Linked DNA regions of Homo sapiens: region 2 is linked to region 1. Evidence: read pairs that join two places in POLR2A ChIA-PET (ENCODE). Cell type or tissue: OCI-LY7. All regions are shown on one strand. Links, peaks and the distances in the headings refer to the core of each region. The heading gives the core; the rest is flanking DNA. Region 1 overlaps CUX2 (cut like homeobox 2). Region 2 overlaps CUX2 (cut like homeobox 2).

Region 1 (15,520 bases), core at 4,964-7,463:
AAAGGGATGAAGGTGGGGGTGGGGGAGCTTCAGCAGGTACAGCAGGCAATCCTGGGGAGGCAGTGCCTGCCACTGGCCCCACATGCCCGTGTCACCTCCATCACAGTGAGATCAACTCTGCAGTGGCCATGCTTAGCTTTGGGGAAGTCATTAAATGCCACACCAAACTAGACAGAATACAATTGCATGGCAAGGAGATGTTGAAAGAAGTTCTGCCTGGGAGCATGAGCACACAAACACATACACAGACATACTAAGGTGCACAAATAAACAAAGACACGCACTGACACACACACACAGATCCCCACATGTGGATGCAGATACACAGGCACACATTCAGAGACATACTCAGAAAAACACAGATACAAAGACACACACACAGAAACACACTAAGATACACATACAAGGACACAGACACAAAAATTAAAAGACCCACAAACACACTCAAAGATATGTACCCACAAAGATGCAGACATACACACGTAAGTATACAAATACACTCACATTACACTCACATCACACTCACATCCATCCCTGTTTGTTCATTTGACTGATTTTTTTTTTTTTTGAGGGCCTACTATGTGCTCTGCCCTCTGCTGCTCAGTTCTGGGGACAAGCTGCTCTATACCCTCATGGTGATGACAATCCACAGAGGGAGGCCGGTGTTCATCAGTAACCCACAGAGCTATGTCTGACACCTGCTATGGTAAGTGCTGTAAAGTTGGGGTGCACAGCCTCATGGGGCCATACAAGGTGGAGCAGGCAGCTGCCCCAAGGAAGTGATATTGAGTAAGCTCCAAGGATCTGGGAGGAGTTGATGGGAAGAAGTATGGGAAGAGTGTCGCAGGCAGAGAGAGCAGGTCACCCATGGGGGCTATGGTGCCGGGGAAACAAAGAAGACACGTGTGACTGGAACATGGCGAGCATAGGGAATGTGGCTCAGGATCAAGAACAGAGGGCGCATGTACAATTATAATGTGTCCATTAAAAAAGAATGAAAGGCATGCTGAAATTACACTGCTATAAATCTGAACTTGATTCCTATAAGTTACAATATATATGGTAAACCCTAGCACAAACCACTAAGAAAATCCTCAAGTAATATAGTTAAAAAAAAAACCTCACTAATTAAAATGCTACATTAGAGAATATTCACTCAATGCAAAAGAAAGTAGTAAAAGAGAAATAGAGGAACAAAAAGATATAGAAAACAAAAAGCAAAATGGCAGACATAAATTCTACCATAGCAATAATAACATTAAATATGAATGGATTAAACAATCCAATCAAAGAGCAGAGTTTTTCAGACTGAATAAAAAACATGATCCAACTATATGTTGTCTATAGGAGACACGCTTTAGATTCAAAGGCATGAACAGATGGAAAATTAAAGGATACAAAAAGATATATAATGCAAACAGCCACCATAAGAAACTGGGAGTAACTATACCAATATCAGACAAAATAGACTCTAAAACAAAACAAAAAAAAAAAGTTACTAGGGAAAGAAGGACCTTTGCTAAATAAAAGGGCCAATCTGTCAGGAAGAGATAACAATTATAAATGTATATATGCACCTAATAGAACACTAAAATATATGAAGCAAAAATTGACAGAAATGGAGAAATAGACAATTTAACAACAGTTGGAGACTTCAACACCCCACTTTCAACAGTGCAAAGAACAACTAGACAGAAAATCAACAAGAAAATAGAAGACTTGAACGACACTATAAACCAAGAACAGAGGGCAGTGACCAGTCCATGCTGAGCATGGAAGGTTAGTTACATTGAGGCTTTCACCTCAAAGGCAATGGAGGGCCATTGGAAATGGTACTTTTTAAAACAAAATGCATTTTTAATTGATACATAATATTTGTATATATTTATGAGATACATGTAATATTTCGTTACATGCATAGAATGTGTAATGACCAAGTCAGGGTATTTAGGATATCCATCACCCAGGTACTGGAAACATTCCAAGTCCTCTCTTCTAGCAATTTTAAAATACACAATACACTGCTGTTAACTATAGTCACCCTGCTCTGCTATCAAACATTAGAATGTATTCCTTCTATCTAATTGTATGTTTGTACCCATTAACCAACCTCTCTTCATCGTCCCCTAGAAATTCTTCTTCCTAAACTTCTATTAAAAAATTCTTAACAAGTTTTTAATAACCTCACTTGCTGCTGTGGTCAAAAGAGTGGAGAAGCCAGAGTCAGCAAAGGAAGAAATTAGGAGACCAAAGTCCAGCGGGAGAGGCAATGGGGGCATGGGTCCAAGTGACGATGGTGGAGATGGAGGTAGGAGATGGGATGCAGGAGGTATCTAGGAGGTAAATCCCCAGGATTTAGTGATGAACTGGACATAGGGGGCATACAGGAGAGGGAGGTAATCAGGGTAGCTCCCAGGTTTCTGTCCTGTAGACCCGGATGGAGCCATCCCTAAGATGAAGACCCTACAATGGAGAGAAAATTAGGTTTTGAACGTCTTGACCTGGAGACATCTTTGAGACAGACATTCAAGAAAAGTCAAATAAAGTGGCTTAAAAAGAAAGACAGAAATGTCAAGAAGGCTATTGTACAGAGAGGTTTGACACCCAGAGGCAGGGACTGGAGAGCTGGGAGGCAGTGATGTTGTGGATACAGATGAGGTCACACAGGGTCAGGGCACAGAGTGAGAAGAGATGGACCTTGAAAGGACCAACATAATTAGAGGCCAGCCAGAGGAGGATGGGTCTGAAAAGAAACAGGGAAGTGGCGGCAAGAGGTAGGAGGAAAATGAAGAGAATGTAGTATCAGGAGGGCCAAGAGGGGGCTCTGTGGGGGAAGCGGCAGGGTGGGTGGGAGATACAGAAATGGAGATACAGTGTGAGCCAGATGCTCTATAAATGTGGCTGAGCAGGAGAGGAGGATGTAGGTGAAGGGTTTCTCTGCCCTGCCTTCCTTCATATACCCTTTTGCCTCAGTTTCCTCCTCTGCAGAATGGGAGGTGGTCCAACAGCATAGGTGGGTGGAACCATTTCTGACAGGCTCCAAGCACCATGCAGAGGTTAGGGGCTGCTAATCTGCACTGAACAGTAAAACCAGGGAGCCCCTGTCCTAGTGGCAGACCTGATGATCTGCCTTGTCCACCTCCTTGGTCACAGACCATCCCCCTTGCCCAAAAAAGTCTCTCTCAAAAAGACCTTGCTGGGCTCCAATCTGCTACAGGACAGAGCTTGGTCCTTCCTGGGCCCATCCAGGGTTTGGTGACCATGGTTCCTGTGGTGTCTCCTTGAAGGCAGGCTGCCTTCTGAGACCACCCACCCTCTACCTAGGCTAGAGAACATCACTGAATCCAGATGGGGAAGGAGGGGAGAACTACACGTCTCAAGTCTAGAACCCTCTCCAGCAGCCCTCACCAACCTCACAGGCCTGCAGGGCCAGTGTTTGTCTCCCCTCTTGTTCCCCACAGCTCTGTGTACAGCCTCTGATTACTGTGCTAATTATGTCATTTTGGGGTTATTTCACTACAGTTGACTCCTCCACCAATCTAAAGCATTCTTAAGAACAGGGACTGCTTTCTTTTCATCTTTACATTCCTAGTGTTGGCTGAGTAGATGTTGGATGGATGCATGCATGGAGGAAGGGATTTTTGTTGGATGCACAAATATGTGGATGGGTGGATGAGAAGGTTGCTGGGTGGCTAAGTGGATGAATGGATAGATGAATGGGTGGGTGGATGGGTGGAGGAATTCGTGGATGGGTGGATGGATGGATGGATGAATTCGTGGATGGATGAATTCATGGATGGATGGATGGATGGATGAATTCATGAATGGATGGATGGAAGGATTCATGGATGGATAGATGGATGGATTCATGGGATGGATGGATGAGTGGACAGATGGATGGATAGTTAAGATCAGTAAGAAATGGGGAAGTACAGCTGGATAAAGTGTTAGGTGGATGGATACAGTGGATGAGAGAGCAGATTTATGAATGAGTAGATAAGACAATGTTGGGTGGGTGGTGGATGAGTGGATGATGGATGATAAAGAGGTGATCCCCCAACCCCTGCTACTTCCAGTCCACAGGTGCTCATAGATTAGACAAAACTAAAAGGTGAAAAAGTTCTCTTTATTCCATACTCCAGCCCACATCCCCTGCAGTCCCCCAGGTAGACATTCAACCTCTCTTACACCTAACAGCATCCCCATATATGAAAGTCAGCACACGACCCCCTGGGACAGAATACCTGCATGTGGCCCGGGCTCTACAGCCACGCCGTCTTAGTCACCTCATCTTTTTATGGCCTTTCCTAACAAGTGGCACCTGGAAACACACTGGTAATAATGCCCACAGAGACCACTGGGCAAAGGGCCCTTCTCAGAACATAACCCAATCCCCCATGACCCTCCTTGCACCAGCTCTATGTCCAGGAGAGAAGGCGCCCCTTGCCCACTGCATGCCTGCCGCTAAAAGCCTACAAATCCACACCAGCTGGCCACTCACACAGAAAACCAGCCATACGCTTACCAAGGAAGCACAGCTCCCACCTTGCTGGGGGTACCAGGCATGTTCCCATGGCAATCTCTCCACTCCCACAATGCTGTAGAGTGCTAGTCCTCGAAACGTTTGCGTGCCCAAAGGCTTCCTGCCACGAAGAACTCCTCTCTGGGCAGAGATGACAACATCCAGTTCATCACAGATGCTGTCCTTTGCCTATTTTCCAAACGTCCCCTCCCTCCCTTCAATGTTTCCTATCAGGCTGAACCCAGCGGGAGCCAAACATAAATTGGATCTCGTTTCTCCCGTTTTAGACCCTCAGTATCTTCCCACTTCCATGATAATAGAATTCAAAGGAATCCAGCCACTACCGTGGTCTAAAAGGGCCTGCGTGAGCAGTAACCACCTCCCCCTGTGACTTCTCTCCCTCCCCTCTTCTCCCCTCTCTAGCCTCACTGGCCTCCCTTTGGTTCCAGGACTTTACAAGCTGAGTCCCACCTCAGGGCCTTTGCACAGGCTCCTCCTGGAGCTGTGAGCTCCCCTGCCTGAACTGTGCCTGCACAGCTCCTCTTCATGGTTCAGGTCTCAGCCTAAATGTCACCTACCCAGTGTGGGCCTCCATCATCACCCTAAATAAACAGGCGGCCCCTCCATGTGATTTCAGCGCTCTTTCCTCCATTCTTTCTATTTCTGTCATTACACATTTATTTGTTTAGCTTGCCCTTCCACACCCAGCAGCTGGCATTGTGCGGGGCCTATAGCACGTGCTCAAGAAATACCTGCTATTTGATGGATGAATGTCAGATTCAGAGCAAAGACTCTGGCCAGACTGTCTGGGTTCGAGTCTTGTGTGACCTTGGGCTAGTAAATGAACCTCCCTGGGCCTCAGTAGCCTCAGCTGCAAAATAGGGTGACACCAGAGCCTGCCCCAAGGGATGCTGGGAGGATTCAATGAAAGAACAAAGGTCAGGGACCATTCTCCAGCCCTAGCCCCAGCCCCAAGTCCTTGCTTCTTGGAGTCAGAGCAATGAGTATAAGGTCTGCCATGGAAAGAAAGAGCTTATAAGGTAAAAACGCGAACTGTAGAGTGTGGCTGGTACAGCCACAGAAAGGAGGGCTGGACTTGGCTTTAAAAAAAAAATCTAAAAAACTTTTTTAATAAAGGCTACAAGTCTATCTCCTTCCTTCTTTATCAACGACACGATTTATTGACCGGGGAGGCCATATTGACTAAATAAATCTTGATAATGACCACGGCAGCAATCAATACCTGCTTATTATCAGCCCCAGCCGAGAATTCCATCTCGCGGAATGCAGGCCGGACGACAGGGCGCGCCACGCGGCTCCGGGACCCAGCGGGGGCCGGGGATGGATGGCCGGGTGGTGCTCATTCTCCAGGCTGGGAGACACGCTGGGAACCGGGAGCTTTCTCTCACCTTCCCCTGACCCATGCTTCTCAGGCTTTGGGGCCCAAATCCATTTCCATGAGTTGACAGTGGCAAGGTATCTTCAGAGGTTTTTAAAAAGAACAGCAAGGGGCCGGGCGTGGTGGCTCACGCCTGCAATCCCAGCACTGTGGGAGGCCGAGGCAGGCAGATCACATGAGGTCACGAATTCAAGACCAGCCTGGCCGACGTGGTGAAACCCCGTCTCTACTGAAAATACAAAAATCAGCCAGGCGTAGTGGCACACGCTTGTAATCCCAGCTACTTAGGAGGCTGAGGCAGGCGAATTGCTTGAACCTGGGAGGCAGAGGTTGCAGTAAGCCGAGATTGCGCCACTGCACTCCAGCCTGGGCGACAGAGCCAGACTCTGTCTCAAAAAAAAATAAATAAAAATAAAGCATAAAGAGAAAAATACTGACATAGTGATTGTAGATGGGGGGACCTCGGCAGTGGCGTGAGACAGCCATCAGTCCTGGGAGGGGCAGCTTTGGCCATTAGTGAGTCCAGAGCAGGAACACGGGTGGCCAACAGCCCTGGGTCTTGGGTTCAAGTCCAGGCTGGGCCGCTTCCTGGCAATGTAGCCAGGGACTGAGCCTTCTGTGCCTCACTCTGTTCATCTGTAAAATGGGAATGGTCATCGTTTTCCCTTCATAAAGTTGCTGTGGGAATTAAAAATAAGACAATACAAAGGGCTGTGAACACTGGCTTGCATGGCAGTAAGAGTGCAGGCGCCATTTGTTAAAGAAATCCCAGGCCTGCACTGGTCTCTCCGCAAGCTGTCTTCTGAACCACAAAGCCAGGCCCAGCCTTGCTAAGCCCTGCCAAGCGGCATGCAGGGAGGCCTGACCTCCTGTCCCAAGCTTCTCTGCAAAGAGCCAGCGCACCTGGCTGCTGGCTGCTGGCTCCGGGTGGGCCGGGCTGGGAGGAAGACCCAGGTTAGATTCCTGTCCTTACAGGGTGTGGTGGGGGTTCCTGCACCTGGCTGGAGTTCAGGTGAGCTTCTCTCATCTGATACCTGAGCAGCTAATACTGCAAACGAATCTCTAGGCTCCACCCAGATTTGGGCACCACTGAGCTGAGCAGTGAGGGCCTGGAGGTGAATGACAAACAACGATGGCAATAATAATAAAGGTAATACTAGTCACTCCTGTTTACTGGGGAATGATGGTGTCCCAAGTGTGTGTTATGGGCTCTGCATCAAATCAAATATTCTCAATGTCCCTATGAGGTAGGGGCTGTGTTTCAGTCCCATTTTACAGATGAGGAAGCTGAGGCTTACAAAACTGGGGAGTTGCCGAAAGCCTCTCAGTGAGGAAGTGGCAAGACCGGGGTCTGAAGCAAGATCTGACTGCTCCGAGCCCAGCGCCCATCATTGCAGGTGCAGCTCCCAAGGCAACTGAAATTCAACAGGAAATGCCCTCCCATTTTAAGAAAGATAATAATAACAATTGCTAATAAAGATAATAAATAGCAATAATAATCACCATTAGGAAAGGCTCACAACATGCCCAGCCCTAGGCCAAGTGTCTATATGGAGCTGTCACTTTCTACTTCTCACGATCCTTGAAGAAAAGTAGTTCTACCTCCAAATGATTATGAAGTAGAAGCTTTATGAGGGCAGGACTTGGTCTGTTTTGTTCTGTGCTACACTCCCAACACCTCAGGCAGCTTGGGACACATAGCTGGGGCTGAATAATGCTCATCAAATGAATAAATGACCTGTCTCAACAAACCAGGGATGCTCCATTCTAGATAGAAAAACTGGGGCCCAGCCAAAGAAGGAAAGATGGGTCTCCCCCCGATTATAAACGAGGGGTCCCTGCGCATGGTGGGAAAGAAAGCCCTTCAACCCTGGGATCACTGTCCAGAGACCCAGGCCGCTTTCTCATGCCTGCTGGGATGATCCAGTGGGCCTGGGAATCAGTGTCAGGAATGTCAGCCGGGTCCGAGGACATTAACTGGCTGTCTTGTGTCCTGGATGACAGCCATCTCACAGGCTGTAGGGATGCTTTCAGCTCTCTATGGCTGAGGCCACCAAATCATCGCTTATGGCCTGCAGCCTTCCAGCAATTAATAAATAGATATACTAATTAGATGGGAGCTGCCTCCCAGGTTGGAACTGAGGTCACCCTAAGGCGAGACTGATGGAGCTAAAGGTAAACAAACCCTCATTCGCCACAGGCCTGAGGCCGGTGCCCAATTCCCAGCAACTTTCAAGAGCCAGTGAGGGGTGTAGCAGCCAAGGGTCCCCCAAGACTGCCCCTCAAGGTGAAGTCGAGGGGCAACTGCCCCCTACCTCATCCCTCCTGTGGATTCAGCCACCCATCAATCAAATATTTATTGAGCACTTACTATGTCCCTGCCCTCCCCAGAGAGGGAGGCAGACAGTAAACAAATGAACAAATAAATACACAAATAAATATTATCACATCAGGTGAGGCAGAGTGAGGAGAGGGGAGCTGATTTGGAAAGAGAAGTCAAGGAGGACTTCTCTGAGGAGGTGGTATTCAAGCAAAGGACCAAACTAACTGAAGGGAGGTGTTTGGAAATTGTCTCAGAGAGAGGGAACAGTAAGTGCCAAAACCCTGAAGCTGGGACCTGCTTGGCTTGTTTGAGGCACAGCAAGGAGGCCACAGGGGCTTGAATAAAGAGGGGGAGAATGACAGGGGACGGGAGGGGGATAGGATGAGGGGATCCTAAAACCTGAGGGCAAGTAAGGACAGGCAACCAGGAAAGAGACAGTGCTGGGAGTGACAGCTCCCCAGCCTCCCCCAAGACATGACAGCGACCTCAACGGAGCGTCTCCTACACCCTGAGAGCCTTATGCAGATGTCCCAATCCCATTTCTTCTTTCCTGTGGGACAAGAAACAGACTTGAAGGCAGGGTCATATGGCAAAGAGATTTGTAAGGGTCAACACCTGCACCTGCCGGAGGGAGCCAGTGTGAAGGAGAGAGGACAGAAGGACAGGAGGAAGGTTGTTTGGTTGACGGAAGCTCCTAGACTACCATGGAGTTAGCAGAGGGGTCCCGTGTGTCCCAGGTACGAGTCTGTGCCAGAATTTCTGCTGCACTCTGCCCCTGGCTGGGCCAGCTATGGGATGGATTTCCAGCGCAGCACGGGTCCTATCACGCTCCCTGAAGTCGAAGATGGGCAAGATGCATTCTCATGGAATGCCCTTTCTCCTACTACCATTTCTGTCTCGTGAGTATGTACAGGGCAACTAGGATTCAAATCCTAGCTCTACTTCTTTCTTCCTAGATATGTGTCCTTGGGCAACTTATTTCCCCTTTCAGAGGCATAGTCTTCTCATCTGGAAGATGGGTATAGCAATGGTACCTCCCGGAGTGCTGGGATTACAGGCGTGAGCCACCGCGCCTGGCTAATTCTTGTATTTTTAGTAGGGAAGGGGTTTCACCATGTTGGCCAGGCTGGTCTCAAATGCCTGACCTCAAATTATCTGCCCGCCTCATCCTCCCAAAGTGCTGGGATTACAGGCATGAGCCACCGCACCCGGCCACCATGCAGTGTCGTATTATATCCTCCATCCCTACTCCTCATTGGCAGGTGGCAAAAGTGAGAATGAGACAGGCCCAGTAACCTGCTCAGAATCTTCTCCCGGCCATACTGCTTTCTTCAGTTCCTTGGAGGCACAATTCTTCCACCCTTCTCGGGGTCTCTGCAAATGCTGTTCCCTCTTCTGAGATGCTTTTCCCTAACCTTGTCCTTGAGATCTCAACAGAAGGGTCATTTCTTCCAGGAAGCATCCCCTGAGGTCCAGACCCAGGCAATTCCTTTGCCATATACTGTCTCGGAATCTACTCCCCTTGCCCGTCTGTGAAATGGCATGTGCATCCACTCGTCCCATGGCCTGTGGGCTCTGAGAGAGCTGGCACCTTGCCTTCCTTGCTTACTATATCATCTTTAATATGTAATTATTAGTTATTGTATTTGTTTTTTATATATAATTATTTATACCGTAAGTGGTGAATGTACAGTTCTGGAGTGAAGGATAACAGCAATTATTATTCACTTTAACATTATATCATGTTTCAATGTGCTGGGCATGGATCTCAGCGCTTCATATGCATTAACTCACTTAATCCTCAAAACAGGCTGGGCACGGTGGCTCACACCTGTAATCCCAGCACTTTGAGAGGTTGAGTTGGGAGAATCACTTGAGCTTAGGAGTTCGAGACTAGCCTGGGTAGCATGGTGAGACCTCCACTTCTACGTTAAAAAAAAAAAAAAAAGCCAGGCGTGGTGGCGGTGCACCTATAATCCCAGCTACTTGGGAGGCTGAGATGGGAGGATCATCTGAGCCTAGAAGGTTGAGGCTGCAGTGAGCCCTGATGGCACCGTTGCACTCCAGCCTGGGTGACAGACTGAGACCTCGTCTCAAAAAAATAATAATAAAAGTCCTCACAACAATTCTTAAGGAGGTGGCTACTACTATTATCCCCATTTTATATATGAGAAAAGTGAGGCTCAGAAAGGTTAATTGACTCATCCAAGGTCACACAGCTGGTAAGTGGCAGAGCTGGGATTTGAACCGAGGCCTGCTGGCTCCAGAGTCCAGGTAGTCTTTGGGGGTGGAGGGTGTAGGGCTTGATTCCGCAGCTCACACCACATCCCCTGGGACACCCGCACCCATAGACACTCGTAGCAGATGACAGACACTCACAGGCATCTGTAGCAGCAAGGCCTAGGAGTGATGGCCCCACTCAGGGAAATCTGCCCTGGACTGGCGGCCCCTGTGACCCCTGTGGTCTCCGGATCCGCAACACCCACAGTCCACACCGGCGGCTGGGCAAGTCAATCGACCATAATGGTTCCCCGGGAGCCATTTACCCCGTCCAGCTTGAGCGACGGCGGCTCACAGAGTCTTAAGCACCGTTGGGCCCCCCAGCGTCTCTGGGCAGACGACCAGCTCAGGCCAAAGAGGCCGAAGGATTGATTTCTTTCTTTCTTTCTTTGTTTTTAATGGCAAATGCATATCCTGGAACTGCTGTTTCATTGGGCTGAACTGAAGACTGGCAGAGGCTGGGGTGTGCTCCGGAGGGGTTTCGGGGGACAGCCACAGGCCCACTTTTGGGGGTGTGGGCTCCTGGGAAGAAGCAGAGACAGCAGGCTCTGAACCCTACTAACCGGGTATCTTCATGCATTGGTCAGGAGCCTTTCATTTGTTCTGGAAATGCAGCCTCTTCTGGAACTAGGCACTGGGAAGGTGCGGCCTGTGGCCTTGAACTACAGAGAAGACCCTCCTCAGGACTCCGACAGCTGGCCTGACCCACTGAGGACCCCTGGCACAGGGCCCTGGCACTGGGTGTTCCCTCTGCCTGGAAATGTCCCTCCCAGGTCTCCACTCCCCTTCTCCATTGGACCTGCCCACAGTGGCCAGAGCTCCTGATTTTCAGGGGACACTGGTCACCTAGATTTCTTAGGTAAATCTCTTGTGTTTTAAATGCTGACAACTTACACAAAAGTGTTTTTAAATATCTCACTAATCTAGACAGACACATCCATGGGCCAGACATAGCTCCCCGTCTGCAATTTCTGTGGTCAGAACTCCCAAAATATACTACATATAATATTAGTACAATACTAATATAGTAACCCCAAAGGAGTAAGAGAGAAGAGAAAACTTGCTCAGAAATCTCTAAAACAGCCTGCAAGGCCAGCAAGTTCCAGCCGCTGCTGTTTATTTGGTTTTCTCCTCTCATACTCTAAAAATACCAATGACAATAGGAAGTCACTCAGATTCACAGGGCAGCAACTGTGTGCCCCACACTGTGCTAAACACTTTCATGTTCAAAGTGGTTTGATCTTCCTGAACAACCTAGAAGGCGGAGACTATTATTAGTCCCATTTAAAGACAAAGAAAGTAAGGCTTGGAGAGGTTAAGTGACTCATCCAAGGTCACACAGCTAGTAGGTGATGGAGCCAGGATTTGAAGCCAGGCAGGGGCCTCTCACTGCTCTGACTCTTCATGCTTCTCTCTGGAGGGAAAGGGTCAAGAACAAGTTTTGGGAACTGAGTTTGATCCACTTTAATACTCTTAACTGAAAAGTTAAAATTTCAGCCATGCCACAGCCTATATATGACAGCCATGACATAGACCAGTAGACCCAGGGCAGGCAAACTACAGCTCTCAGGCCAAAACCGGCCCCCTGCCTGTTTGTATAAATAAAGTTTTATTGGAACACAGCCACGTCCATTCATTCTCATTGTGGCTGTTTCATGCTAATGGCAGAGTGGAGGCTTATGGTCCACGAAGCCCAGTGTATTATTATCCAACTCTATAGAAAAAGGTTGGCCCCATCTGATGGTAAACCTAGCATGTGTAGAGAGAGACCATACCCTGAGAGGGTTCTATGGTCAAAACCCTCTGGGGTGTCCTTAGCAATATGGGAGCACATCTGCATATTACAGTGGGGAAACAGTGGTGGAAGCTTCTTTAGTTTTCTTTAGGCTGAGTGGTCACGACATTTGGGCTCAGAATGAAAGAGATGAAGGAGCCAACCACAGAGAGATGGGAGGGAAAGGGTCGCAGGCAGAGGAAAGCATACATGCAAAGGCCCTGAGGTGGGGACATGCTTGATGTGTTTGTGGGACAAAGAGAAGGCCGCTGCGGTACAGTGGTTGGAGAGGGAGCCAGAGAGATTGAGAGAATGGGGCAGATCCTGGGGGATCTGTCAGGGAAAAAAAATTTGAATTTTAATCTAAACATGATAGGAGTATATTTTTTTCCGTTTTTTTTTTTTAAACAGGGTCTTGCTCAGTTGCTCAGGCTGGAGTGCAATGGTATGATCATAGCTCAGTGCAGCCTCCACCTCCTGGGCTCAAGCAATCCTCCCACCTCAGCCTCCTGAGTATCTGGGACTGCAGGCAGGTGCCACCATGTCCAGCTAATTTTTTTATTTTTTGTAGAGAAGGGGTATCACTATGTTGCCCAGGCTGGTCTCAAACTCCTGGCCTCAAGCAATCCTCCCACCTCAGCCTGCCAAAGTGCTGGGATTATAGGCATGAGCCACCTCGCCTGGGCCATGATAGGAATATAATGTCTACATCCTCCAAAACACTACAAGCCATTTTGGTGAAGGGCTCACTGAGGCTTAGAAACCAAATAACTCCATCCTAGACATAATTTTTTGTTTCAAAAATATTGCTTAAAAGGTCAATAGCCCCACCACCACGACCATGATGGAGAAAGAAGGGGAGGGGCCCAAGGTCATCACACTTGTAATCCCAGCACTTTAAGAGGCCGAGGCTGGTGGATCATTTGAGGTCAGGACTTCAAGACCAGCCTGGTCAACACTGCAAAACCCCGTCTCTACTAAAAATACAAAAATTAGCCAGGCGTGGTGGCATGCGCCTATAGTTCCAACTACTTGGGAATCACGTGAACCCGGGAGGCGGAGGTTGCAGTGAGCTGAGATTGCACCACTGCACTCCAGCCTGGGTGGCAGAGCGAGACTCCATCTTGAAAAAACAAAAAAGAAGAAGACAATGCATTTAAGTGACCCACAAAGGTGTCAGCATCCTTCACCTTTACAATAACTCGTACAGCAAAGTTGGGCACAGCCAGCTGACTTCAAGGGTTAAGAAGCAGGAGACTTGGGATGTGGGATGATTCACCCAGGAGCACTAAAGGCCACACAGAATACAGTTCTTGGGGTCCTTCCCCCCTGCCAACCTCTACCATCCCTGACACCCTCCAGTATATGACACCATCATAAATAATGAGCACCCCCAGAGGAAAAATATCAAACAGAAGATGGGACCCTGAATCCCAAGGCCAGGAACAAAGGCAGGTCACCACCTGAGTCCCCTTCCAATGCTTCACCTCTGCCAGGCCCGGCCTTTGAATTAGATAGCCAGGAAGCCACCGGAAATTCAGCCCTTTCAGAAGCAGCACAGAAAACCACAGTTTCTGGGCAGCCTTGTCTACCATCATCCAGGACCATATATTTAGCACTAGCCAAGGTGCTCACGTTTGAAATCCCATCTGCCGGAAGAAAGGTTACCATGACAGAATGTCAAGTTCGAAGATAGAATCCTCTTTTTAACAGGAGAGTTTAAAAAAAAAAATAAGGAAAAAAGTAAAAGAAAGAAAAACCACCACCACCATCAGAAAAGCTGTTCCCTCTGGTCAAAATAGCACCGTGCTCATCTGAAATAACCCACCGAGACACTTATTTGCTTCTTTTAGCTGGTCCGTGGTTTCTCCATTTTCTACAGTGAATTCAAGTATTAATAAAAGAAATTTCAAGACCCCCAACAGTAAAACCAGTGAGGGATGAGATGTTGCTTGTTTTTTCTTCTAGCATTCAAAGAGAGAGCCCGTTTTTGAGAAGCAATCTCTGTCAAGTTGAGAAACTACAATTTTGGGAGACCCAGAAAAGGCTGCTGGGTTCTTTAAATAAATTCTCAACACCTGTTTCTAGCTCTTTCTGCAGAAAAGGGCCACAGGGTGTGGGTTCTACGGACTTGGAGAGGCAGAGGGAATGGGGTCACCCACTGGCTGGAGTTAGAAGAGAGTCCAAGGGTTTGTCTTATTCTCAGAGCTGTCTTCACCTAATGCCAACCCCTCTCAGGGGGCTGAGCCATGCCAAGCTCTGCGGGCTCACGCTCCCCACCTCGGCTGCAATTGGACCTCGGCAGCAATTCTATTATGGTGAAGTTTCCAAAGTTAGGATTCCGCCAACAGGGCTGATAGCTTATTTACTGCTGTCATCTATAGAAAGAGGAATTTTGACACATTGTTAAATGATAGCACATTTAGATAAGTCAAGCTGTCAGAGGCTCTAATGGATGTCTAAACTCTCTGTGGCTGATATGTAAAATTTATGCACTTCAGAATATCATAAGGTTATAATATTTTAATCACATCCCTGCTCTTTTCTAAACTTTGAGCAGGGGAAAATATTCCATCAAGCACCATCTTGCTCTCCTGCGCCAGGAGATTGAGTGTTCCCGGAAGTTTCTCCAAACTCCTTGGAAAAGTCCGGCCTCTCTTTGCTCATCCTGTTGATCTTTCTCCCAACTGCTGACACCCGAAGCAGAATTTGCCCCTTCCTCCCAGATTAGTACTATGTAATCCTATTGACCAAGCTCCTTTCTCCCCAGAAACACAGATGGGCATTTGGACCGAGGACCCTCATTTGGACTGGGTGCCCCCCAGCTCATTGTTAGCTCAATTAACCCTCTTTGGAGTCAGGGAAGACAGCATGGGAGACTGGACCCAGAGCATGGTAAAAAAAAAAAGTAGAAAGTTAAGCAGAAAAAGAAAATCATAAAGGTATGAATCCGGTTACGACGATTATACACAGAAAAGCCATAAAAAAATACTGCATTAGTAATGTTCACCATAAAGCAATCTTATAACCAAATGAAATATGCCTAGCATTATCTTTGGATGGAATTTTATTTCTTCTCGTTTCCTGAGCTGCTAGCAGCAAAGGCAAAAAAGAAGCAAAGACGGGGGGAGGTAGTTTCAGGAGTGCCGGAGTAGGGTGGCACATGTCAGATCACCTTTACCATCGGCCCAAAGTCATTAAGGTTGTTGACTGACTTCCAGC
Region 2 (15,520 bases), core at 5,837-8,336, 65 kb before region 1:
GGAAAGCTTAGAAAAAATCCCAAAAGCCAGACACACCCCAGACCAATTAAATCAGAATCTCTGGTGGTGTGTCCTGTAAAAAAAATCTGTATATCTGTATTTTTTTAAGCTCTCTCAGGTGATTTTAATGGGCAGCCAAGGGTCTAACCACTGTCTTAGGGGGAGGAATATCAGTCTAGCATGTTTGCAAGGATGAATGTGGACTATTGTCCCAATGCAGCAGCCTCATGGAAGCTGGTCCGGCCCTGGGACCAGTTGGATCCATTGGGAGGGCCAGGTGGTCCTGGATTGAGGCTGATGGTGGAGGCGAATGGTACAGCTTGATGGTGGAGGCAGGGGGCTTCAGGCAGTGGTATGCTGGTAAATGGTTAACAATGGATCTACAGGGGGAAAAAAGCCCTGACTGGTAATGCTTGCCAATTTCTGGGGTGTAAATATTCCCATCATGGCCAATTTCAATCTACCAACTGGACATCACTGAGCGCACAGCTAGGGAGAGATGTACAGGGGCACTCTATCATGCTTTAACATGTTGTATTTCCACCATACACATTTGGTGGATGTAAATAACCTTAAAGAGCATATAATAGTAAAATGCAGTAAAATAATTAGGAAGTGATGAGTTTTGAGTACCTGGTTTGAAATATAATTACACTCTAGTAAGTTTATGTAACTTACCTTTGAATATCTGTGTTTAGTAAGTAGTTTGCAAAAGTCTTGCAAATTTAACATTTGGCTCTAGTGAACTGATATAAACTAGCACTAGCACAGAATTCATATCAGAGGCCAAGAGTTGGGAGTCACTTGCACAGGAAAGAGTTGGGGAAGGATGTCTGGTCATCACCAACTGAAACTGCAAAGGGAGGTTTCCCAGCCTTTACCTGGGAAATACGGTAAGGCAAAGGAACTAGGACTTGCTGCTTCCTGGCTGTGTGACCTTGGGCATGTTGGTTTGCTTCTCTGAGCCTGAGATTTCTCATCAAGTAAATGGGGTTATTATAATATGGGTTCTGTAGCCAAGCTTGGCCTGCATTCAAATACCTGGAGCCAAGTGGCTCTACTGCTTCCTCAGCTGTGTGATCTTGGGCAAGTAACTTCACCTCTTGGAATCTCAGTCCTCTCATCTGTGAAATGGAAATACTCAGAGTATCTACCTGATAGGATTGTTGTGGGGTTAAAAGTGCTCTGTAGGTAAACAGTACATGGCATGTGGTAAATAGTCAATAACCATTAGCTCTCAGTGTCATCTTGGAGGTCTGTTGTAGGGTCAGAGGAACTCCTTGTTGTTTACTGAGTGCTTATGGTCATCATTCATGCTGTTTTGTCAAATATTTCTGGATTTCTCTCTCCCATGCACAAGGTAAGATTGTGTTTATTGGCTTCTTGTGGTTGAATGAGGCCAAGTTGCTAGTTTTGGCCAATGAGTAAGTGATGTGTCACTTCCAGAGTGGAGCATTTTACCATAGGTACAAGACCCTTAGAGGTCTCCATACTTCTAGCATGGTGAATGGCACATCAGAGCTGGTGGCTGCACCATCAGCCTGGGTCCCTAAAGAGACACTGATGAGCCAAGTCCACTGCCCATATATGATGGACATGTAGCCAATGAATGGGTCATGCGAGTATGAAAGTTGCTTTGTTAAGTTTAGCCACTGAAATTTGGGGGTCTTTTGTTACTGCAGCATAATGTAGCCTGTACTTACTGATACATTGCTCAATGAGTGGAATTCATGACTACTATTAGCAATATCACCATATTCTCCAAAACCACAAACATTCATCTAAAACCTCTTACCCTCTTTTCAACCTAGATCATATGCCTCTAAGAGGAAAACTTCAATTAATATGAATTCATTGGCAAGGTGTAAGGAATGGAGCACAGTATTAGCTGTCTAATGATTTACATTTGAATCTGCCACTTGCCAGCTCTGCAACCTCAGGCCAGTCACAGTCCGTGGTATGAAAATAATAAGGATGAATGTATGTGCCCTTGCTTTACCAGAATGTTCTCCAACTAAAATGAGATAGTGCACCATAGAAACATAAGCTATTATTGTTGGAGGAAATTATGATCTCTGGTTGTGATAAAGTTAGATTTTTTTTCCCATTGCTCTTCAGGAAAGCCCTGAAGGAATTCCAATTGAGTTTCTGTTTTGTTTATATTAACCAGCTCCAGATCCAATTCAGAGTAAACTATCTCTGGTCTCTTCCAAAAGTCGAGTCCTCCACAGGACTCTCCATTCTTGGGCTTCTTCTCTCTCTCAACTTGCTCTGAATCACCAACATCCTGTAATATGCCTCGGGAACTTGTCCCAACAATCACACTCCTTCTCAGAAAGTTCTTCCTAAAGTCTTCCATAGAAATGCTCACCCTGGGGATTTAATTAATGCCAGGGCCTATATATTGACTTGGGATCAAAATGTAGAATGAAATCTATAAGTCCAAGTAGCATCCACAAACCAATTAGTTAACAACACAATGCTTCTAAACTGCTGAAAGGGGGGAAAAGAGACTCTTAATTGCATCACTTTGTCCTCACCACTTCTCAATATTCTGCAGGCCTTGGCATTTCCTAATTATAAGCACAGCCTAATTCAATCAAGATTCCACCACTGGTTTTTCCAATGCTCTGACTGATGCTGTGAAAGCAACATCTTTCGTTCCCCCAGATAAATTAAACTTCTGTATTATAATCATTACCTAAAAATTCTCTGTAGATGTATAATTTCATTTTTAAAAATCATAATTACACACATCTACCTGTCAAATGAATAGGAGTTCTCAACATATAATGCATATCAGCAGGAACTAAGCCTTAGGCAGAAGGCCAAGAAAGGGGTGAGGGATTAGGGCTTGGGTTCTCCATCAGCAAACAGAGACCAAGGTATTCATCAAACTGTGAATGACAACAGCCAGTGTTCTCAGATCTATGTCAAAGAATAGGAGGGGATTCGTTCATTCATTCATTCATTCATTTATAAATCTTCATTGACAACTTACTGTGTGCTAGTCTGTGAACAAGGCAGACCTGATCTTTGCCTGTATGGAACTTATGGTCTAGTGGGGGAGACAAATGCAAAACAGATACTCACATTAATAATTATTAATACCACTGTGATTAGTTCCAAGAAGAAAAAGAGGGGGCACCAGAGGGTATAACAGGAGCTGGATCATCGAGTCAGGAGATAACAAAGACCTCCTTGAGAAGATAACACTTAAACTGGCACCTGATAGAGGAGTAAGAGTAAGCAGGGGAAGAGCATGGGGTAGAAAATGGAGATATACCATGTTCATAGATTGGAAGATTCAATATTATTAAGAAATTTTATCCAGCATTTTGGAAGGCCAAGGTGGGCAGATGACGAGGTCAGGAGATTGAGACCATCCTGGCTAACATGGTGAAACCCCATCTCTACTAAAAACACAGAAAATTAGCCGGGCATGGTGGCAGGCACCTATAGTCCCAGCTACTCCGGAGCCTGAGGAAGGAGAATGGCGTGAACCTGGGAGGTGGAGCTTGCAGTGAGCCAAGATCACGCCACTGCACTCTAGCCTGGGCGACAGAGCAAGACTCTATCTCAAAAAAAAAAAAAAAAAAAAAAAAGAAATTTTATTATCTCCAAATTGATCTACAGATTCAACGCAATGTCAATCAAAATACCAGCAGGTTTGCTTGTTTGTTTCTTGTAGAAATTGAAAAGCCAATTCTAAAATTTACATAAAATTAAAAGGACACAGAATATCCAAAGAAACTTTGAAACAGAAGAATGAAGTTGGAAGACTTAATCTATCCAATTTCAGAACTTACTGTGAAGATATAGTAATCAATAAAGTACGGTAATGCTATAAGGATAGACATATTGATCAATGAAAAAGAATAAAATGCCAAGAAATAGATCCACACCTAGATGCTCATTTGCTTTCTGAATAAAGGAATCAAAACAATGGAAAGTGATAAATAAAATCTTTCCAGCAAATGGTGCTAGAACAAATGGATATCCATAAAGAAAAAAGAAAATGACCCTCAAACCCTTATCTCACATCATACACAAACATTAATTTGAGACAGATCACAAACCCAAACATAAATGCTAAAGCAACAGCACTTCCAAAAGAAACATAGGAGAATATCTTTGGAGCTAAGCAAAGATTTCTTACAGCAGATATGAGAGAAGGTGTATTCCAGACAGAGGGCACAGCTTAGGACAAGGCCCTGGAGAAGGAAAGAGGTTCATTTTCTTGAGAAACTGAAAGAAGGCCAGTATGGCTGGAGTGTGGCAGAGTTAGAGACATTCACGGCTGCAGCATCTTTACCTGCACTTTCAGAGAATGAAAACACAAGCCACACACTGGGAGAAAATATTTCCAAATCACCTATCTAACAGAGAACTGATCCCCAGAATATATAAAGAATCCTCAAAATTCATCAAGAAGAAAACAAACAACCCAACTAAACAATGGGCAAAATATATGAAGAGAAGCATCACTAAAACAGACATGCGGACAGCAAATAAGCAATGAAAAGATGCTCAACATCATTAATCATTAGGGAAATGCAAATGAAAACCACAATGAGATACTGCTATGCCCCTATTAGAATGCATAAAATTGAAAAAGAAAAAAAAATGATAATATCAAATGCTGGTGAGCTTGTAGAGCAACTGAAACTCTCATATGTTACTGGTAGAAATGCAAAATGGTACAGCCACTTTAGAAAAAATTTGGCAATCTCTTAAAAAGTTAAACATGCACTTATCAAATGATCCAGCAATCCCACTCCTAGGTATGTATCCTAGAGAGATAAAAGCTATGGTCAAACAAGAACCTATATGCAAATGTTTAGCAGCTTTATTTGAAACTGGTAGAAACTGCAAATGACTTGAACATCTTTCACCAGGTCAATGAATAAACAAACTGTGCTATGACCACACAATGGAACACTTTTCAGTAATAAAAAGGAAAAAACTACAGATACTTGCAACAATGTGGATGAATCCCAAATGTGTTATGCTAAATTAAAGAAGTGAGGCCAGACGCGGCAGCTCACGCCTGTAATCCCTGCACTTTGGGAAGCTGAGGTAGGTGGATCACTTGAGGTCACGGGTTCGAGACCAGCCTGGCCAACATGGTTTGAAACCCCATCTCTAATAAAAATACAAAAATTAGCTGGGTGTGGTGGCACATGCCCATAGTACCAGCTACTCAGGAAGCTGAGGCAGGAGAATCACTTGAACCTGGGAGGTGGAGGTTGCAGTGAGCTGAGATCGTGCCACTGCACTCCAGCCTGAGTGACAGAGCGAGACTCTGTCTCAAAAAATAAAAATAAAAAATTAATTAATTAAAGAAGTTAGATTCAAAAGATCACATATTGCATCATCCCATTTACATGACATTTGGAAAAAGGCAAAGCAATGTGGTCAGAGAACAGTTGTCAGGTGTAGGGGGTGGGGGAAGGGTTGGATGTAAAGGAGCAGCAACAAGGAAATTTCGGGGGGTGATGGAACTGTTCCATATTCTGATTGTGGTCAAAGCTCATGGAATATACACAAAAACAAAAAAATTACAGTATGAAAATTAAAACTCCACCAGTCATCTCATCCCCTGCTTAGACACTTTGCCAGGCTTGCCACCATCTACTGGAGAGAATCACAAGTTCTGAGTCAGATGGTCAAGGCCTGATGCACCTTCCTAGGCTCCTCCCCAGCGGGTCCTCTCTACCCCTCCCGGCTCCCCTCCATCACTCCTACTCTATTAACTTCGGGGCTCCAGGCCTCAGGGTCTTTGTTCATGCTGTTCCCTCTGCCTGGGATGCCCTTACTTTCCTCCCTCCCTGGCAAGCTCCTATGCTTTCCTCCAAATATGGCTCAAATCAAATAAAATATGCCTCAAATCCTCCAAATATGTCTATCCTCAGATACGCGTCACTTTCTGTCCAAAGTGCCAAGCACTGAGGCTCAGTCTGCAGAGACGCTGAACCCAGCCGGGGTGAGCACAGTGGTGCTGTCCAATGACCCAGTACTTAGGAAAATGCTGGCCAAGTTATGCCTCGGATCAAGGTGTCCACATTCCAAAAGGGTTATAATATAAAACACAGGAGAAGCAAGGGACATTTGTCCAGCTGAAAAACATGAACTTCTTTATTAAGGCTTATTTTAACCTAAAAGAACTCGATGAGCTGGAAACTCTCAGGAGATGGAAGTCAGGACAGAGTACGGCTACCTAAGAGAAGCCAGATCCTCAAGTCCTGCTGTGGGCTTCCCAGGCCCTCCCCATTAGGTCCCCAAAGCACACAGCTTGTCCAAAAGTTCCCCCCACGTCCCCCTGTGTCACACCTCCATGATGAAGCAATTCCTTCCCCACGCCCAGACAGATTAAGGAAACAGCAAAAGCCCCAGAACGCCGCTTAAGAGAGATTTCTTAGGCCATAGCTCTGCGAGTCAGAAATAAAAAGCGGGGTTTCAGCATCATGCAATTAATGCAGCAAACATTGATTTCTGCACTGTAAGAAGGTGGTTCACTAATTCCAGATGCTTCCACCAGTCAAACCCAGGTTCGGCTTCTTTGCAATATGAGGCAAATGAGAATACTGAATTTTAAAATTCCTTTCTGCAGCAATCTTTATTACCAAACAGAGCATAAAACCCACCCACCCAGACTGCTTAATTCTTCCTAAATAATTAACAGCACCTGCTCACCTCCCCGTTGACATGGGCAAAACTCACTGAGCCACTCGACCCTTCTTGTGAGAGGAGAGATCAATTGGCCACAGACCTCGATCCCTCACCCAAGTCCTGAGCAACCACTTTCTTTGCTTAGCAGAATATCCCGCCCAGGCCTCCCAGCATCAGGACTTCTTTACTAGATTAGATTTTTCTCCAAATCACCTTTGGGAGGTACAGACCCCACAGGGACTTCCTGAGAAACATGTCTGTGGGTTCTTTGAGGGAAAAAGAAAGGAGAAGCCCCGTGGGAGAACCGTTTCCCCTTGCAAGAGGCTTCTGCAAGTTCAAAGCTTTCATTTCTTTTTTTTTTAAAGGCAAATTTGCCTTTAGGGGACTTGCTGCCGTTAGCAAGACTCAAACTCTGTAATTCAAGTCCAGAAAGGCCCAGCAATTGGCCAACTGTACTGTTGGGTTTTCTTGTTATTTGACAGAGCCTTGCTACTCAGAGTGTGGTGTGCTTTAGGCAGCATCAGCATCACCTGGGAATGCAGAAGTTCAAGTACCCCCGGGCCTATTAAATTCCTGGGAATGGGGAATCTCTCTAGGAGATTCTTATGCATGCTGAAGTTTGAGGACTACCAGTTGAGATCACTGCCAAAGGATTCTATTAACGTAGAAGTTTGACATCTGATGGCTGCCATTTTGCTTTGATGGACATCTTCAACTGGACTCCAACTGAATGTGGGCCTTGGAGATCGGGGAGACCCAACCTTGTTTACTAAATGAAAAAGAAGTTGTGGGGAGGAGTAAAAGTGAATAAATGACTCCCAGTAGATCATTAGCGCTGGATAGGGTTGGGAAAGAGATGAGGCATCTGAGATCCAAGTTCAAAGCCATTGTCTCTCTTTTTTTTTTCTTTTGAGACAGAGTCTCATTCTGTCACCCAGACTGGAGTGCAGTGATGCAATCTCGGCTCACTGCAACCTCCGCCTCCTGGGTTCAAGCGATTCTCCTGCCTCAGCCTCCTGAGCAGCTGGGTTTACAGGTGCACGCCACCATGCCCAGATAATTTTTGTATTTTTAGTAGAGATGGGGTTTCACCATGTTGGCCACGGTGGTCTCGAACTCCTGACCTCAGGTGATCTGCCCACCTCGGCCTCCCAAAGTGCTGGGATTACAGGCGTCAGCCACTGTGCCTGGCCAAAAGCCATTGTCTTGAACTAATGATGTTTCTCTGGCAAGAGGCACCAGCAGGCCTCACCCTTCCCCTCCCCTGCACCCCATCCTCTGCCCCACTTTCCCAATTCGTAAGAACAGTTTCTTTATCCAAGAGGGACTTGGGGATGAAACACTCAGTCCTTTGAACGTGTGGGTTCCCCCTTCACGCCTCCCCAGCCTTCTCAGTTATCCTGGTGAACACAACGAAGATTTCATGCACCAAATACCATCCAGCTCCAATTGTCATTTCAGGATTCGCACTGTTTTAATGAATGCCAAAACTGTTTTTTCACTTGATAGAGCCTGACAAGACCAGCAATCACAGATTAGAGAGAAACTTCTTGCTTTTCAACAAAGGTTAATAAATAGTGACAGCATTAAGTCTATTCTGATTAACTATGCTGAAAGATATTATTTCTGTTTGTAACAAGAAATCATTATTGGATTAAGCACAGCATATAAAAATGAAATGTGAGTTTTAACCTCAAATGTAGAATGCAGCCTGCTCAGATAAAGGCAGAGGTAACACTTGGAGGCCCGTATTAATGTTTGAGTCACTCTGGCGAAGGGATATTATATGGCATTTGTCTGGTCTGGATTTGCTGGGGGAAGAAGAGGTCCCTCAGTGAACTCTCTTGTTGTCTGCCACCCCTCAAACCTAAGATGCTAAGAGGCAAACAGCAGTGACAAGCTCCTTGTGCTAGATTGTATCATGTCAAGTAGCAAAACAAAAGCATGTAGCATCCAACTGGGGATGGATGGATCACAAGTGGCCTTGGTTGTCTATGGGCGTCTCTGACCTCAAAGACCTTCCCCAGTAAAATGCCAATACTAATTAAGAAGCTGGAGATGAAGCACTTCAGGAGGCTGAGGTGGGAGGATTGCTTGAGCCTAGGAGTTTGAGACCAGCCTGGACAACAAAGCAAGACCTCGTCTCTACTTAAAAAAAAAAAAAAAAAAATTAGTTGAGTGTGGTGGTGGGCACCTGTGGTTCCAGCCACTCTGGAGGCTGAGGCAGGAAGATGGCTTGAGCCTAGGAGTTGGAGGATGCAGTGAGCTATGATTGTACCACTGAACTCCAGCCTGGGCAACAGAGTGAGATCCTATCTCAAACCAAAAAACAAAAAGAAGTTGTTAGAGATCGGGGGAGATCCACCCTTGCTTTCTAAATGAAGAAGTTGGAGAAGTAATTTAATGGTTTCCAGTGGCTCATTAACCTGCAACTGGGTTAGGAAAGAGATGAGATCCAAGATCAAAGCCATTGCCTTTCCCCTTCTCCACCATCCTATCCACTGTGGACTACCAAAAATGCCCCAACCTGTGTGATAACAGATGTTTTGTACATTTGTTCTTTCAGCACCCAGACTGTGGTCTCTAAATACCATTAGTCCAGGGATCCCTGGAGCAAAGCCTGAGTCCAAGACTGAGGTGGGAAACATATGGAATGAGCTTGGATCAACTTGTCCTCCCAGAAAGCAAGAAGGGCATCCAAGGTCGCTGGGGCAGTCCAGAGGGGTCAGAGGCCCCCACATGCCAGAGATGGGACAGTCGGAGCATAAATAAGGGCAGTAACTGAAATGGATTAAGACACTTCTGTTACACTTGCAACTATGGGCTTACAATGATATTTTTTAAAACTCTCGTAGGCCACCTTTGGAGGATGTTAGGGAACCAGCTCATTATTTTGAAAACCAGCAAATAAAGAGAAAGATTTAAGCATCTATCTTCCCTTTTGTAAACATACTTTCCTTCAGGGTAAACAAATAATTGATGAGGGGCGGTTTCCCTGTAGAGAAAATTGCCCAGCTAAGAGAGAGAAAGAGGGACAGGAAGAACGTAAGCACATTTAGCAACCCCTAATGAATTCATGGACCCAGGCAATGATTATCAGTGGTCATGAAACCCAGCAGATGAAAAGCTGATGGGAAACTTGACAATGGATGGACCGGCTGACAGCTCCTGAACCCACCAATCAATCTCCATGCCCTGAAAGGGAGATAGCCAGACCTCGTGTGCCTCTACCAGAAGGGCATGTGGCCACCTGCAATGTGGTCTTGGCAAAAATGTCAATCTGGCATCTGATCAAGCCTCTGGGGTTACCACCAGTTCACAGGAGACCCAGGGGATGGAGGAGAGCATTAAATGACACCATGAAGATGCACTCAGCCAAACCCAATGGACAGAAGCTCTACAGGACAGCCTGATTTCTTCAGCAAGAAAAAAAGTTGCAAAAAAAGAGAGAGAGAGGGAGAAAGAGAAAGTGAAGGAGAGGAGAGTGGGGCGAGGAGAGTGGGGCAAAGAGAAGGGGGAAAATGGGTGGAGACAGAGAGGGGAGATGGGGTGGGGGAAGAGAGAGAAAAGATAGTGGGTAGAGACAGTGGGTATGGAGGTGGCAGAGAGAGAGGGGAAACAGATTAAAATATGAATCTGAGTCCACACTGATATAAATAAAAAACTGAATAGATAAATAAATGGGGAAGAAGGAAAAAAGCTCTTCAATTAATAAATGTAGAAGTAATGACGGAAACAGAAAATCACCATTTGGCAAACACCATAGCAATAATTGTTTCAAGCAAGAAGCATCGATGCATGCTAAAATTATTGGGCAAAAGAATGATGACAGAGAGTATTACATTGTCTCAAAATGTTTCCACACAAGCACTTATTAGTTACAAAGGGAAAAATAATAATTTTACAGCAGAGGATCCAGCCAGTCTTCACCTTGAGCAAGTGACCAAAGTTAACAGCAGTGGTGCCTCCTGATCCAATGCATGGAGAAGGACACAACATCACTCCTGTAGCCCAAAATGCACAACCTGAATCGAATCATAAGTAAACACCCTGCATTCTCAAATGGAGGGACATTCTTCAAGATAAATGGCCAGTTTTCATCAAAAGTGTCAAGGCCATTAAAGACAAAAGAAGACTGAAGAACTGTTGGAGATTAAGGGAGACTATGGGGAAATAACAACTCCATGCGTCACATGATCCAGAACTGGACTCTGGACCAGAAAAACGACATCAGTGGGACACTTGGCAAAATTTGAGTCAGGTCAGTCCATTATGTAATGGTGTTTCAGCCACGTTAATTTTTCTGACTTTGTAATTGTGTTGTGGTTAGGCTGGATGTCAGCATTCAGGGAATCTGGGGAATTCTTTGTACTGTTTTTGTAACTTTTTGTCAGTCTTTTTGAAATTATCTCAAAATGAAAAGTTAAAAAAAAAAAGTTTAAATAAATTACACCCAAAGCTTTCCCTAACTGCCCTATCTCATTTATTTGCTTTTCATCCTCTTGAATTTTAATTTCAGGCATTTGTTTTCTCACTGTAACTTAGAAGCCCCATCCCAGACCTTTCCATTCCCTGCACCCTCTGCTCCCTCACCTAGAGGACGGGCATTCTGCCTGCCAGGGCACATGTCCCAATACTCCCAACTTCCTAGAGCCAGCAAGAACAGAATACGGTGGGAACTGCAGCACTGGGCCCTCCCCAGGTGAAACCTGCAGCTCCCGGAACTCCCTGAGGCAACAGAAGAACTTAGCTGGGAACATGGAGAAAAGAATTGTAAGTGACATGTACATGACATCTTTGCCTGATTAGATGAGGCAGGAAATCCTGAAGAAGAATGGATGCACCCCAGTCAGATGTCAAAAAAGTTCCTGCAAAGGAGAAACTTACATGGGCTCAAGGACTCCAGGTGCACACCAGGTGGGCAGGCTGTGTGAGGGGCCTGTGGGCTTGGCCACAGAGCAGGAAGGCCACCGGGGGGTCTTGGCAGACCTTAGGTGTGATTCAAAGGGACATGGCCCACTGTCACCAAAAACTGTACATTTGGGTACACCTGTAGATGTTACAAAGAGCCTCAGTTTCCTCACCTGTAAAATGGGGACAGAAGTGTGGATTTAATGAGATGGTATAAGTTAACGCAATGCCTGGCACACACTGTCCAGCCAATGGAAGGTGGCATTGCGTGTTATCATTGCTTCTGAATTTCAAATGCAACAATCTTGCCACCATGTGGGCCTTGCCTGCACACAGCCTGTCCAGCAACCCTATCAACTGAGCTGCTGACACAAAGCCCAACACTTCTCTTCCACTACATCCTTGCCTCTCCCTGTCCCCAGGTTGTCCCCTGTCCTTCTTTCCTCTCCCGGCCATAATGGACAGCATCTGTTCTTCCATCTCACCAGAGATTCTATGCCTCCCTGCCTTTGTGCCTATGAATTCCTGAAACAGAAATGTGTTTTCTGTCCCACCCCTTTCTGTCACATGTTGTTGGAAGTGTCATCATTCAAGGCCCTTCTCGCGGAAGTCTTCCAGGATTGCCTCAGTCAAAATCTATCACCCCTTCCTTGGCACCTACCTGGTACCTTTTCTTATTTCTATCAGGAATTAAGACTCATTATTAGGCCAGATATGGTGGTGCACACCTGTAATTCCAATACTTTGGGGCTGAGGTGAGAGGATTACTTGAGCCCAAGAGTTTGAGACCAGCCTGGGCAACATAGCAAGACCCCATCTCCTCTAAAAATAAAAATATTAGCCAGGACTGGGGGCAGTGGCTCATGCCTGTAATCCCAGCACTTTGGGAGGCCAAGGTGGGTGAATTGCTTAAGTCCAGGGGTTTGAGACCAGCCTGGGCAACATAGCAAGACCCCATCTCTACTAAAAATAAAAATATTAGCTGGGGCTGGGCATGGTGACACCTGCCTGTAGTTCCAACTGTGGTCATGCCTGTAATCCCAGCACTCTGTGAGGCCGAGGTGGATGGATTGTTTAAGTCCAGGAGTTTGAGACCAGCCTAGGCAACATGGCAAAACCCTATCCTTACAAAATATTAGCCAGGTATGGTGGTACCAGCCTACAGTTCCAGCTACTTGAGAGGCTGAGGTGGGGGGATCGCTTGGGCCCAAGAGTTTGAGACCAGCCTGGGCAACACAGCAAGACCCCATGTCTACTAAAAATAAAAATATTAGCCAGGCGTGGTGGCATATGCCTGTAGTCCCAGCTACTCAAGAGGCTGAGATGGGAGTATCACTTGAGCCCAGGAGGTCAAGGCTGCAGTGAGCCATGATCATGGCACTGCACTCCAACCTGGGCAACAGAGAGGGACTCTGTCTCAAAAAAAAAAAAAAAAAAGACTCATTATTAGTTAATATCAGTGAAATCAGAGCTGCCATGAATTACCATTAGAGAAATTCTCAATTAAGTCTCTGAACAGCCATGCAGCAGGTATTACTGTTCACCCACTTTACAGATGAGGAAACTGAGTCACAGAGAGGTGAAGCCACTTGCACAAGGTTACCACCTAGCTGGGAAATGACAGATGCAGGCTTCAAACCCAGGTCTGTGTGGCTCCAAAGTCCCAGTTATTCTCCTGATACTCCTGGGAAAGGCAGCTGGAGAGGAAGCAATCTACATTCCCCATCTCCCTGGGGGTGTGCAGTATAGGCTCTGGAGAGGCAGGGAGAGCTCACATGCACACGTGCGTGAGCACACACACACACACACACACACAGAGCTTTCCAGCTTCCCACACTAGCCCTCTCCTGAATTTCAAAACATCTCCCCTTTGCTGAGTCACCTCTTCCGTCAGCCCCTTCCTGGGAGGAGGCGGACAGAAATCAATAGCCATTGCCTATCAACTCAGTGATCAAATCAACCAGCATCGGGCCCCCGAGGCCATGGCTGATCATTCCAAAACCCCCAAACCCCATTTCATTACAGTTAAATGAATATTTCCTTTTAATCACCCCCAAATATTTCTGAAGAGGCAGAAATAAATGCCTGGGGAGAGGCAGGCCATACATCTTAGCACCAGAAGCAGTGAAGGTCACTACCCAGGGAACGGGGCTCACCCCAGCGCAGGGCCCTGACCCTCAATGTGGCCCCCGAGTCAATTCTGGGGATAGCGATGAGCCCAGGTCCCTGGACAGATCAGCCAAGGACGGCTCCTTAGAGGAGAACAGGTTATAAGGCATGCCTGGGAAAACCGGGCTGGGAGAAACAGAGTGTTTCGGGTAGAACCACCAAGACTCACGCCCCATTCATCCAATATGGGAGCCACAGGGTCCCCTCCCTATCCCTGTCCTTTCTTCAAAAGAAGCATCCACATTCTCTGAGGGCCACAGCTGGCTGCGAGCCCAGGTGGTCCTGAAAGGCGTCAAGGTCACCAGGTGGGGCCAATCTGACTCTTGGTGTTCCATGAACTTGCAGGTGTCTCTGAAGCTCAATGGGCTGCTGTTTCCTCCTCTGGTAACCAGGAACGGACTTTAAAACCCCTCTTCTGGCCTGGCGGCTCTGAAAACAACCCAGCAATAAAGATAATGGCCAGCAGTCCATACTGCGTGCCAGATCCTTTCCTTCAATATGTTGTGTGAATTATCTCATTTTATAGATGAGGAACCAGGGCCACAGCGAGGTAAAGCAACTTGCCCTGCATCACACAGCCAGAGGGTGAAGAGCTGGAATTTGAACCAGGGAAACCTGGCTTTTGAATCAGGCTCTTCCCCTTTTCCCAGCTCCCCACCTGGCCAGTGTGACTATCCAAAGCTTTGGAACCCTCTGCAAATGATGGGGTTCAGAAGATAATTCCTGGGCTTCTCTTTGGACTTTGTTAGCCCACAAACCTCCCATGAGCCATCCTGAGATTTGGCTTCTCGATTAAATCCTTCTTAACGCCCCAAATCCATGCATGCATTCAACACGGATCCTGTTTTTTATACTATGTGAGGGGGGAAGAGTGAAAGGCAGAAAAAGGAAGCTTTGGCCTATGAAGGACCCTAGTCTACCTAACATGAACATGGTGCAGCCAGGACATGCTGGAATTAGAAGACATAAAAAAGATGATTGTGCCCCAAGAGAGAGAAAATGCAGACAACAATAAAGACAGAAAGAGAGGAGGCTTTTAGTAGTAGCCGTGGCGCTTAGGCAGGACTCAAAGCACAAATAGGTTAGGTTTAGGTAAAAGAAAGACATTCCAGGTGGTCGGAACGGCTTGGGCAAATGCATGGATCCAAGTTGGTCCAATCAGGGGGAATCCCAGGACATTTGCTAAAGCCTAGGAAAGAGCTGCTTTCTTTCCCTGGGAGCTGCCAAGGTGGTGAAACAGCTGCCAGGGGAGAATCCTGGCTCAGAACAAAGCCCACCCATACAGGGGAAAAGCTGAGCCAAGATCTGAGTAGGATGAGATAACACCATTTGAGCAGCTGGATACAGCCATGCCTGAAGGCAGACACCTGACCGTTTCAGGTCACATGAGCCAATAAAAATTTTCTTTTGTTTAAGTTGACTCCAGATAAGTTTCTCTCAGATAGAACCGTAAGAGTCCTGCCTGTTATAGTAGACAGTGGCCCCAGATCCTCCCCAAGTGTGACAAAGTCCCTGAAAAGTCTATTTGAGATTCATGCATCAACCAGTTCTCTTCTTTCACTTGGCCCCAACAGGGCATCTCCTTGCATCCCAGCACTGAGCACAGAAATGTTCACTGAATGAATGAATGAATGAAGTTTCCCTCACAGTTGATGTACGCCTGTCTGTCAAGGTCATATTCACTCCCTCTAACCCATTCCCTGGTCTTCGAGTTGAGAGATAGCATCTCAGTTTCCTGCCAGCTCCTTTATCTCTGGCCATCACACTC

The links. Peaks named below come from ENCODE experiments on the same cell type or tissue, not always from the same donor. Only the 100,000 strongest peaks of a DNase experiment are listed, where the experiment ranks them.
Region 2: POLR2A ChIA-PET joins it to region 1 with 10 read pairs; 3 of 35 experiments call an interaction of 5 or more read pairs at or near these places.

The regions. Positions count from the first base shown.
Region 1 is chr12:111,037,469-111,052,988 of GRCh38, reverse strand. All of the region lies in intron 1 of CUX2 (cut like homeobox 2), which reads right to left. Among named protein-coding and RNA genes, the nearest start is that of CUX2, 11 kb to the right of the region's middle. RefSeq lists an enhancer at 11,249-12,015. In OCI-LY7, for the core only: no CTCF peak of the experiment used is centred there; no DNase peak of the experiment used is centred there.
Region 2 is chr12:111,103,365-111,118,884 of GRCh38, reverse strand. All of the region lies in intron 1 of CUX2 (cut like homeobox 2), which reads right to left. Among named protein-coding and RNA genes, the nearest start is that of CUX2, 77 kb to the right of the region's middle. RefSeq lists an enhancer at 13,715-14,216. In OCI-LY7, for the core only: no CTCF peak of the experiment used is centred there; a DNase peak (open chromatin) is centred at 7,034; H3K4me3 peaks cover 845 bases; H3K27ac peaks cover 876 bases.